Linked DNA regions of Homo sapiens: region 1 is linked to region 2. Evidence: chromatin loops called from intact Hi-C (ENCODE). Cell type or tissue: PC-3. All regions are shown on one strand. Each heading gives the region's core, and the rest is flanking DNA. Links, peaks and the distances in the headings are about the cores only.

Region 1 (6,395 bases), core at 819-4,818, 130 kb after region 2:
ACTTCCAATAATGAGAAAACACTGGCCATGAAAACTGAAGGCCTACACTTCTATTTCTAGCAATGGCAGTGGGGGTATTTTGGATGAACCCGTAAATAAGAAAAATGTTTTGAATTGATAGGGATGTTTTGAAAAATCAAGTTCTTAATGTCATTAAAGAATTGACAAAATACTAAGAACTATTAAGCTAAGGAAGAAAACAAAAATATAATAGAGAATTAGAGTCAAGATTTTGATGTGAGGCACTAGGATGCTGAAACTACTTTTCCTCTAGAGGAACAGCAGATCCCAACAAACTTGGGTTTAGTATTTAGTTTTTCTATAGAAAGAATGGTAAATAGGATAAAAGGAAAAAGTCTGATAATGTGAAGTGTTAGGAGATAGAGCAACAAGAACATGTCTGGTGAAAGTGAAAATCAGTAAAGTCATTTTGCAAAACAATTGTTGAGTAAGTAAAGACTTACAGCTATACATAACAACACAGATGAATCACTAGTGCAATTTTGGGAAAAAGAAACAAACACAGAGAAATGGGTACATCTATAGTTTAAATTTTCAAAAGACTACAATATTATTTAGTGTTATATACATATTTGTGAAACAATTTTAAAAAGAGCAATCAAGCAAAAAATGCATTTAAACAATTTAGGATAGGGTTACATCTGTAATAGAAGAATTTAGCCACATTCAAATTGATTTACATGGCGAATCATTGATACTTGCTATTTAATAATTAGCAATATATATAACCTAAGGCACACATTACTTGTATTAATGCATGTCTAGCTACATATAGTAATTTACATTATAAATGAATAAATAAACAAGTAAAATGATGACACTGACTGTCTGAAGTACCTGCCAAGTTTCTTGAGTCTTGCAACAACTTTGCCTCCACCCTGCATGTGCACTAGAACAGTTGACTCAGCTCTGGGTTTTTGTCTCATGCTGAGCCACATGAGGCTGGGAGTTAGGAGTCATGTTAACACCAGATACCCATCGAATAGGGAAGTTTATTAACTCTGATCAATAAAATGAGAAGTATCACCTTGTAGTACACCTTTGCATTTTTCTGGTGTTTTAAGCTCTTACTTGGGTTCTGTAAACTGTCTTAGCACCCCCATATTTATTTTTCAAAACATTTATTTTTCAAAATATGAAAAATAAATATCATATATGTGTATACACAAAAAACAAAGATGTAAAAGCAATTCATATATTTGTATACACAAAAAAAGTAAAAGCAATTTGTATACACAAGAGACAAAAATGTAAAAGCAAATGTAAAATAATTGCTTTTACATTTTTGTCTCTTGTGTATACAAATTTATAAAATTTCAGCCCCCTAAAAATCCTAAAGAATCTGTATGCAGTTGATTGTTTAGATTTAGATAAATTCCCTTACTGATTTACATGTCCAACTATAGCATATGATTGTATTACCTTAACTATTTCTCCTTTAGTATAACACCCACTTAAACAATGCCAATTGTTTATTGACATGAAAAATATCCAAATATAATTTAGGCACTATTTACCACCTAAACCTTCTTTGGTCAAGAAAGGGTGGGCTATTTGTTTTGGCAAAATTACCCTAAATGTCAATAAAATTTTGATAGTAAAACCTAACAGGTACATATGTGTTAAACCCAAATGTACTAGGTTTCTGACTTTTATGTGCGTGACACCCATCTTATAGGGACATTTAACATGTTGATTATATCACTCTAGAATATTTGGATTTGATATTCATGTTTAAATAAATCATCAGTAAATTTACCTAGCATGATTTGAGAACGTGTTCAAATCAAACTTTATTAACTATCTTTATTCCAAATATCAATGATTGAATTGATAACATAGAAGTCATTGTGAGAACATGCTCAGTTGTACAGAAATAGAGCCTCATGGTCACTAACCTGAACAAAAACTTTCAAAGGTAAATAAAATGTTGAAATGCAGTATTTAGTTGAATTATAAAGTTTAGCTTTCAAAGCATTGCATTATTCAAGAAGAGAATAGATTATGTTACAGAAAATTGTAGGTGACATTTTAGATTAAGTTGTAATTACATAAATATTCCATCATGGTCAATAAAAGGTAATGTTCAATGCTCATCAGCAAAATATTTTTTACAAAAACAATCTGATTAGTCAGAACTGATGACCTAATGAGTTGGAGCTCTGAGCAATTATCGTCCTGTTGTTGATGGATGTCCTAATGATCCAAGGTTATGCTAAAATTACATTGTAAGAAAACACAATGGGAAATTCCACTGTGCTTTCAGTATATTAAAATGACAGGCAAAATTGCTTTATTTGTAGATATTTGCCTTGTAATATAAGGCTCTATCCTTAATGTATTTGTACAATATAATAATGTATATAAAATGTAAGGCTACTTACTAGAATTAGAGACAAATAGACTACTAATTGGTAATATGGTCATAAATAATACTTTGTTATTTTATCTGAAAATTTAGTTACCAAATTCAAATCTTGCCTCTCTTCCCACAAGTTAACAGTTAACAAGTGCTTGCCCAAAATGTATTAATACACAGCAAGGAAATTTTAAGGTATTTATTTTAATTGTTAGACAATTCACCCTTAGATTATTCTTTATGTTTAGTTAAAACATACTCACAATTTTAAATTTATAGATTTTGTTCTATTCTATTTGACAACATGAGCATAACCTATTTTTCATGCACATGAGTTCCCTGTTGCCTTTTGAAATTATTTTCTCACATATGGTACAACTCCAATTAATTTGTTAGTTATTTTGTCTTACCTTTAAATTATTTTTATCCCCATTATTAATCATCGAATGAACTTCAATTTACTAATATTGAGTTTAATATTTTTGTTATTCCTACATTTATTTTTTTCCCATCTTTCTGTGTTATAAGAAAATGCAGAGACCTTGACGCTTCATGTAACCTATCCGGAGGGAAAGTTCGCTTTTGATTCCAAAGTTGAAGAAATCCTATCAAAACTTAATTCCTCCCTTGAAATTTCACTTCTCTCAAACCCTCTTGACAGAATTACTCATTATTTCAAGCATGACACTCATAAAAGACAGGAGATGAATAACATTCTGTTGATTCAGAACTCCCGATTCCACAGCACCCTCCTGATCTTATGACTCAAGTCAGCAAACTAAATCACTTCATTCCTTGTATTGTTAATATCACACTCACTCCAAAATTGTTTGCTCACAATTTTAATGCCTGGCTTTCAACAGTCATTCTCTATCCTAGGTTTGTTGATGTTTAGAAGGTACAATTGTCTAGGCACACCATTCATTCTCTACTTAACTCTACAAATACCTGGAACTTCCTTTTTTTTTTTTTTTTTTTTTTAGATGGAGTCTCGCTCTTGTCGCCCAGGCTGGAGTGCAGTGGCACCATCTCGGCTCACTGCAACCTCCGCTTCCCGGGTTCAAGCTATTCTCCTGCTTCAACCTCCCGAGTAGCTGAGATTACAGGCGCCCACCACTACGTTGGCTAATTTTTTGTATTTTCAGTAGAGATGGAGTTTTACCGGGTTAGCCACAATGGTTTCGATCTCCTGACCTCGTAATCCGCCTGCCTCAGCCTCCCAAAGTGCTGGGATTACAGGCGTGAGCCACCGCGCCCGGCCAAATACCTAGAACTTCTTAATCCCAAAGATGTTACCCTGTACTCAACTTTAGCTAACCATCATTTATACCCAAAACAGTACTCAAGATCATAAAAATCAAACACATCTGTGAGTAAGATCCTCAACTTACACGCCTTTTACCCATCCCAACAATTTCTGTCCATTGGGTTTTCTTACATTGTGTTTTCTCCATATATACATCTGCCTTTTAACCTTGACTTTGGCCTAATCTTTTGATATTTCTGTTTATTTTGTAATCTCTAGGCAACCTCTTTCTTCTTTTACTTGTTTTTCTAGACTACCATTAGTCAAACATAATTTTCTCCCACCACAATTTTCTTCTCTTTTGTACTATTATTTCAAAATATCAACCAAGCAAAACAATAGCTTTGATTACAACACTAAGGAGTGCTATCATATAATATTTTTATACTATAAAAAGTATGTATGGTATAGTTTTTCATATAAAGTGTTATATATAAGGTTTATATATGGTATATAAAGTTTCATATATAGTTTTAACTATATATAGTATAGATTTTATACTCAAAAAACTAAAAAATGCTACAGAATAGTATACATCATGTCTAGTAATGGCAAAACAGTTTCAAGGACTTCATATTCAGCTAGATAATCTACACTGCTGAACATCCTTTAATTTTTATTTTGTCCATGTACCCAGAGAGCTGAGATATCAGGGCAGCCACCCACCCTGATATTAAAGATATGTACCTCTAGGGAGAGATGGGGACATCAATACTGATTCACATGGGGACAAACATGAGAGGAAGAGAGGCTGTCATGTGAGCAACTAGAAATAATTCAGTAAATTTGTATTTACTTATTTATTTTTACCAAATTACCAGAAGCTAAATATAAGCAACAATGAGATCACAGAACCCCAGGGAGTTGCAGGCAAAAGTGAAGTTGGCATCCAGTCATGTACTCTTCTCTATGGATCGTCACATGGTAGAGTCAGCCCTCTGTACTTGCCAATGCAGAACCTGTGGATACAGATGGCCAACTTTTCAATCATGGTTGAATCTGCAGATGCAGGAACCTGCTGATACTGAGGGCTTACTAGGAGACTTGGACATCCATAGATTTTGTCATCTGTGGGGGTCCTGGAGCCAACTTTCCCTGGCTGAGAATCCAAGAGATGACTGTACTTACAGCAAAAGATTAGAGAAAGCTACTCTCTATAATAAAAGTTTGAAGGAAAGAGTGGATACCATAATGAGAAAAATAAGATATCTTACATATATTCTTCTACTAGTAGAATACAGATCAAAAATTTTAGTTTTGATGGGGAAGGAAAGAAAACTTTACCACCTCCAGGAACGAAAAAGAGAACAGGGAAGAAAAATATCTACCCCTGGGTAAGAAAAAGTATATCATATTGAGTAGATACCATTAGAGATACCCTGCCACTGGGCGCAGCTCAAGATTACTGAAAAAGTACCTCCTCCAAGATTTAGGACCTTCCTAAACCTGAGGCTGAACTATGACAACAGATAGTTTTGTCTTACCCTACCATACTAGCAAGCACTGAGAAACAAGCAAAACAGTTTACCGCTAAAAAGGGGACAAGAGCATAAAGAAAGACCCTCTCTTAGCTATAGGTTTAAAGGGATAGCTACAAGCTGAAGGTGAAGGTGACAATAAGAAAAATTATATGATAAACAGATACCACTCTAGGAACAATATAATGCTAGAATAATTTGAAGATACTAGTTTATTGGAGGAAACCATCATAATAACATAACTAACTCATAGCTCAACTCATGATTGAACTCAAATATGTACCCCACACCTTTTAAAGACATAGCAGAAAAAAAGACATGTCCATTTTCAAGCACAAATACACACGATATCTAACCATCAACAAAAATTTTCAGAGAGATACAAAATTAAGGAGGAAAATAGACAGGAAAATCTACTATCGATAGACAAAACAATCAATAGGACCTGACTCAGACATGACTCAGATGCTGGAACTATCAGCCAGGAAATTTAAAATAATGATGATTAATATGTTAAAGGTAGTAGTAGAAAATGTGGAAAATGTGTATAACATGTGAGGAATTTCACCAGAGGTGAAAATAAGTAAATGGAAATACTTGATTAAAAAAATATAAATAAAATTAGGGAATATTTTTGACAGGCTCATCAGTAATCTTCTATTGTACTGAAAACTTTTAAGTTAATAACCACTTTTATACTTACGTAAGACTAAAACTATTAGCACAGGGTTTGGCATGAACTATGCACTCAATAAATGCCTTTAATGAATAGATTTATTATTTTTTAAATATTAATTGCAAGGTTTCAAATAATCTTTTAAAAACAGATGTATTGAGGAATAATTTGCATGCCATAAAAGTTAGCCATTTTAAGTATAAACATTAATTATTTTTAGTAAATTTACAGTGATGTGCAAATATGGCTTCAATTTTGGAATATTTCAGTCATTCCACAAAGATTTTTCTAATCCATTTGCATTCATCCCCTGTCATCTGTGTATCTATCCATCCATCTATCTATCTCTGCTTTTACAAAGCATTTCTGTATTCATTTTTCTTTATTTTTTGTGCACATGTGATATAAAACGTATTCATTATCTCACTTTTGACTTATTGCCCTTTAATATTAAACAATTTCCTTGTTGCTGTCTGTGTTTGTGTCTGTGTGTACTTTCTTTTCTTTTCTTTTCTTTTTTTTTTTTTTTTTTTTTTTTTTTGAGACAGAGTCTCG
Region 2 (6,395 bases), core at 1,301-5,300:
ATTATAGCAAACACCTATTCACATTTTTACTTAATTAATTTATAAAATATACATCCAAAGAAAAGAGCTATTTTTAAAAGACATGAGGACATTAACTGTCTGCTCATATATTGTTTTCATTGAGAGAAATACAGAATCTAATATCATTATGTTTAAAATACCAATGTCTAAACTTGAATTTTATTTCCACCCATTCTGAAATGAGTATACATATTCTTTCATTTATAAACATTAACATTTTGAAAATAGTAATACCTTTGCACACATGAAGAAAAATATAAATACATACTATAAATCAGTAATTTCTATAAAAATATAGAAAGTATGTGGGTAACTTGCTCTGGTATCCAAATCTAGCAAATACAGAACCAAACATTTTAATTTACAATTTTTCGCTCATTCCTAAAGACCAGCACAAATTTTAGCATGGTTAACTGAAGATGTAACATTCATTACATTCTTAATTATAAGAATCATGTTTTTTAAAATGAACTAGGATATATGCAAATTAGGATTTAACATAGTAATATCTTGCATTAACACTACCAAAAAACAAAAAAAAAGAGTTATCAATGACTGTTATGTAACGCAGATTCTTTGAAAAGTAAAGTATATCTTAATACCTGTAGTTCAACTATGTCGTTACAGGTGATAGCAAAGCTACATGAAGAATGGAAATTATTCCTTTTCATATGCAATCCAGTGATCTCTTATTTTTAGTAGACTAGCATAACTGCAATTAATTTTCTCTACTAATAGTTCAATTTAAGATAAACTGAAAATTTAAATCTATAGATCAAAGAAAGAGCCTAACTCAGTCATACCTAACTCATAAAGTAGACTATGCCAATGACTTTAATTTTAAAGACATCAGCGGTTTTGCTCTGAAACATGACATACAGTGTTATCAGTTGTAATCATTGATTCAAAGTGAGCTAGACTTGCAGGTAAGCTATTTTGTACTCATAAGGGACAATATGATTTAAATTCCATGCAAAGGGAAAGATAAATCTAAAACATTACTCCATAGCAAAATTAATTATTATTCCTTTGGGTGCTTACAATGCCAATATTTCCACATTATATTAATTTAGCTACCAATATAAATATTTCTAGCTGCTGAAAATTAGAATTAAAATGATGGAATATCTTAAGGCCAAACCATAAACCAAGAAAACAAATAAGGTAGATAAATATGAGTCCTCTGAGTTTCTGCATACCGTCTGCCTCTCACTGCACACCTCCTCTGCTTCTGCCTCTCTCACCCTGCTCTTCCTCTCCTGCCTCATCTGCCCAAGCAAATAGAATGGAACATTCTACAGTCACATGATCCTTTGGATTGTCAGTGCAAAACACAAGAGGTAGGCATATTTATTTGGCTAGCTTTATGTATTTATTTTTAATCTACAGACTAATTTTTTTAAAAGCCATAATAAACACTTGGATTCCAAATATAGTATTTTGTTGAATACTGCTCCAGATACATACTATACAAAGTAAAAATTTGAAAATATCTCCGAACCATAACAATAAACATAATAAAGTAATGATATAATATCTTAGAAGGTGTTAAGAACAAAGGAAGGAAACAAGACAATGTAAAGGCAATGGGAACCATGGGTGATTGTTGTTAATATTTTTAAAAGGAGCAATCAGTGTTGGCCTCAATAGGTGGGTTGTGATTGAACAAGGACTGGGGTCAGGTGAGTGAACAAACTATTTGTAAGTGTGGGGACAGATTTCTTCAGGCAGAAGGCTATCATGTCCATGGCTGTGAGGAAACAGCATGCCTGTTGCAGGCCAGGCAGAGGAGACTGGAATGGAGTAATCGGAGAGGAAATATTTGGAAAGTTCATTTAGCTTTTAGTATAGAAACAGAAAACCATCGAAGGGTTTGAGAAAAGTGCCATTAGCATCTGTCTTTCATTTTAATAAGATCATATTGGCTGCTGGTTTAAGAAGACACTGTGAGCGACAAAAGGGGGAGCAGTGAAATCATTTGTAGGGGACATTTGCAACAGTCCATAGAAAGTATCTTCTAAGCTTGGATCTAATTATCCAGGGTTTCCAAAGTGATGAGATTCTAAATATTTTGAAAGTTGAGTCAACAGGATTTATGGATCAGATAGATTTGGATGTGAAAGAAAAAAGCTAAGAATGACGCTATTGTGTGTTCATTATGAGGAAAATGAAGTATAAAACTCTATCAGGTCACATTGAGGAAACCAGATATTTAGCCTTGGGTATGTTAAGATCAGCATGTTCAAAAGAGGAACTGTTGCAGATTTCACATAAGCAGCAGAATACAGACTCGAGTTAACAGGACTGGTCCATGCTGACATACCAACTTGAGATATATTTGAAGATATTTCTAGAGAAGATCAAGGGAATAAATGTGGATATAAAATGGGAAGAATTCAAAGACTAAGCCCTGGGAATCACCACAGTCAATTAAGAGAAAGTAAGGGAAGCACCAAAGGAAAAATGGGAAGGGTAGTGGCGAAATAGGAGGAAAGCCATGAAAGCATGGTCTAGGAACAGTATTGTAAGGAAAAGGAAATAATCGGCACTGTTAAATAAGGCTGAGAAGTTATGGAAAGGTTACGCAAGAGGGATACTGAGAATTTACTCTACATTCAGTCGTTGTCAGTTATTAGGGGCTTTTTACAAGAACAGTTTTAATACAGAGATAGCAGGGAAAGACTGGAAAATCAAGAAAAAAAGATGGATCTGGTGTTAATGGGGAGGTCCAAGAAGTAACTTTTTATATGAGAGCAATATTCAAATGCAGATGAGGGTAATCCTGAGGATACCAGGGACAGAGGAAAATAGTTGTCCTAATGCCCTGAAGAGGTCAAGATGGGACAAAGCCATGCACAAGTGACTCACAGGTTTCTTAAAGAGGAAGGTTCTGAAAAGATAAATGTGCTGAAAAGAACTGCTTAGCTGTTCAGGAAAACCAAGCCATGTGGACTTGGTAACACTTGTTTTTGTTTCTGCAGTATCTAAATTCTTTTACATGCAATAATACTGATAATTTGTTGTGTGTCATACTTTTATATGACTTTTCCCCATCTCAGGAATGTGCTGTCTCATAAAAAAAAACAAGAGGGAAGATGTACTATATGGCACTAATGCCAGTAAGTGAGAAGTTGTGAGTTGGGGAGGTTTTGAAATTTATTTTGTGAGAACTGGAATTTTCTTACTGAATTAAGAAGCAACGTCAGCCCCTGTATGTAAGAGTGGTGAAGAGATGTGAGAAAACTGAGGAAAAAGGAGAATGACTAATATAGCCATTAAAAAATATAGAAAAGCAAACTCAACAGTAACATCAATGACAGTTCAACAGGTGGCACCAACTTGCAATTTATGTTTCTCAATTTCATTTTTCTCTAGCCAAGTAAAGGTACAGGTGCAAAATAGGAACAGATTTGGGACATAACGAGGGTCTATTTCTTTTTCCCCCAAGAGAGTAGCCTCCCAACAATAATATCAATCTCAAATATATCATGATAGGATCCAGCTGTATTTTCTTTTTTTTTTTTTGTTTTTTTTTTTTTGTTTTTTTTTTTTTTTTGAGACAGAGTCTCGCTCTTTCGCCCAGGCTCGAGTGCAGTGGTGCAATCTCAGCTCACTGCAAGCTCCGCCTCCTGGGTTCACGCCATTCTCCTGCCTCGGACTCCCCAGTAGCTGGGACTACTGGCGCCCGCCACCACGCCCGGCTAATTTTTTTGTATTTTTAGTAGAGACAGGGTTTCACCGCGTTAGCCAGGATGGTCTCGATATCCTGACCTTGTGATCCGCCAGCCTCAGCCTCCCAAAGTGCTGGGATTACAGGCGTGAGCCACCGCGCCCGGCCTCCAGTTGTATTTTCTTGCACATATTAACTGATTACATACTTATATACACACACACACGCACACACACACACACACATTGTGTACACACTATTGATTCAAACATCTTTTTCGACTTTTATTTTAGATTCAGGGGTACATGTGTAGGTTCGTTACATGAATATATGGTGTGATGCTGATGTTTGAAGTATGATTGATCCCATCACCCAGGTAGTGAGCATAGTACCCAATGGAGATTTTTAAAAATCTTGACCCCTCCCTCTTCCCGATAGTTTCCGGTGTGTATTGTTGTCATCTTTATGTCCACGAGTACTCAAAGTTCATCTCCCACTTATAAGATATAACATGTGGCATTTAGTTTTCCATTCCTTTATTAACTTGCTAAGGATTATGGCTCCATCTGCATCCATGTTGCTGCAAAGGATATGATTTCACTCTTTTTTATGACTGCATAGTATTCCATGATGTATATATAGCAGATTTTCTTTATCCAATCCACAGCTGATGGGCACCTAGGTTAACTCCATGACTTTTTTACTGTGAATAGCACAGTGATGAACACACAAGTACATGTGTCTTTTTGGTAGAACAATGTGTTTTCTTTTGGGTATATACCCAGTAATGGGACTGCTGGGTGGAATGGTAGTTCTGTTTTAAGTTCTTTGAGAAATCTCCAAACTGCTTTCCACAGTGACTAAACTAGTTTACATTTCCACCAACCGTGTATAAGCATTTGCTTTTTGCCACAGCCTTGCCAGATTCTGTTGTTTTTATACTTTTTAATAAAAGTCATTCTGACTGGTATGAGATGATATTTCTTTGTGGTTTTGGTTTACATTTATCCAATGAGTAGTGATGTGATTTAACTTGTAGAGGATCAAATATAGTGTGTGTGTTTGTGTATTTTTAAGTACTACTATTATGCTATGGGCTTTATTCTCAAGTTGTTTATTTGGTCGTTTATTTTTCTACCCAAGTTATAGAAGGATGAGCTAGTTGACTATTATTATGCAAATTAGCAAATGTCAGAGTTCATGATTCAAAACAAAAGAGTTCTTTCATTTTGAAAGTGTGTTTCTTATTTGTGGGCCCAATTTTAAAATAATATTAGCTACAGGTCTATCTGAAAACATTTTACTTTTATAATGCTTCACATAACATGGTAGAGGGAATTTTCTGAAATATATACATAAAATTTTAAAATAATGTGTTATTTAGGAAAAATATGTGGCCTTAATAAAGCTGGTGTTTTACTTTAACCAGGATGAGGTTATTTACATTGAATCATCAATATTTTGACAGTTTGTTATTTCCTACATGCAGATGCTAGTTTACCCAATATGGTGGTTTCCTTTAAAAAAAAAATTCTCAGCTGTAGAAAAAATACAATTTAAATAAGAGTATATCACTCCCTTATAATTATGCCAACATTACATGAAGCAGAATAAATGGAACATAATAAATTATTTCACATAGAAGGAGTATTCCTGGATGAAAATTCTGATAGAGATATTTGAATTTAAAATCTAAGAGTATTTACTAAAAAACTAAGGTTTTAGATATATTACTAAGTAACATTACTAAGGTTTTAGTAAGATTACTAAGAAAGGAAGGTGATCGGGTCAAGGGAATGATAGCTATATCCATTTCTTAGAACTTTTTTATTAGGTTGGTGCAAAAGTAATTGCTGTTTGGCCATTACAATGGTTTGGCCATTACGTTTAATGGCCAAAACTGCAATTATGTTTGCAACAACCTATATAGTAAACTCAATCGAGTTTACTAAAATCAAATTTATTGGATTTGAATTGCAAAATGATAACAGTCTACATTCCAGTAGTATTAAAATTTACCTTGCATCATTCTTTACCATTCCTGTTTTTCTTTTGTATTTCTTTCAAATCTACCAGCTCACACAATTCCAATATCTTCTGGCATACAAAATCATATATTGATACAAAAATAAAAGGATTTGCATATTTTCTTTATTGCCCTGCATTCATTCCATTTGTAGCAAGTATGGAATTTGAAGTTACTTTGCAAATAGTTCTGTAGTGAGCCTGATGTCTAACATTCCTTGAATTTTTTTAAAGTGTTATTTTTGGTATTACCATAGAACAGAAGACTGAAATATGTTAAACAGAAGTTTTTAAGACCAAAATAAAGTGCCTCTGTCTACCACATTTCCATTATAAATATCCTAGTTCAGACTTATATCTTAGATAATGTTGATAATAATTAATGTTCGGCTATTACTTCAGGAAAAATTAACATATCAAGTTTCAGTAAAAGTTACCATAAGAAAACCTTTAGGAGAAAAATTTGTACTTACTATTAGTGAACCAGTGTCATAATGTTCCCACCTAATCATCAAATGGTGCTACTCAACATATCTCAACAGTAAAATCAATCTCAAATATATAATGATGGAATCAATTCACATTTATTTCCTTACACATATTTTACTGGTATATACATTGTGCACACACTTCTAATTCAAATGTGTTTCTTATTTCACTTACTTTTTATTTATATGGA

The links. A loop is a pair of places that touch in the nucleus more often than their neighbours do. Peaks named below come from ENCODE experiments on the same cell type or tissue, not always from the same donor. Only the 100,000 strongest peaks of a DNase experiment are listed, where the experiment ranks them.
Region 1: a loop joins it to region 2, with 4 times the contacts of the local background. A loop is called at or near these places in 1 of 110 quality-filtered maps.

The regions. Positions count from the first base shown.
Region 1 is chr18:67,727,808-67,734,202 of GRCh38, reverse strand. The region is part of intron 1 of DSEL-AS1 (DSEL antisense RNA 1); the gene reads right to left. All of the region lies in intron 1 of LOC105372173 (a long non-coding RNA gene), which reads left to right. Among named protein-coding and RNA genes, the nearest start is that of LINC01903, 84 kb to the left of the region's middle. In PC-3, for the core only: no CTCF peak of the experiment used is centred there; DNase peaks (open chromatin) are centred at 912, 2,182 and 3,122; H3K4me3 peaks cover 641 bases; H3K27ac peaks cover 3,145 bases.
Region 2 is chr18:67,861,804-67,868,198 of GRCh38, reverse strand. All of the region lies in intron 3 of DSEL-AS1 (DSEL antisense RNA 1), which reads right to left. Among named protein-coding and RNA genes, the nearest start is that of LINC01903, 50 kb to the right of the region's middle. In PC-3, for the core only: a CTCF peak has its summit at 3,354 (motif pointing right); a DNase peak (open chromatin) is centred at 3,028; H3K27ac peaks cover 1,064 bases.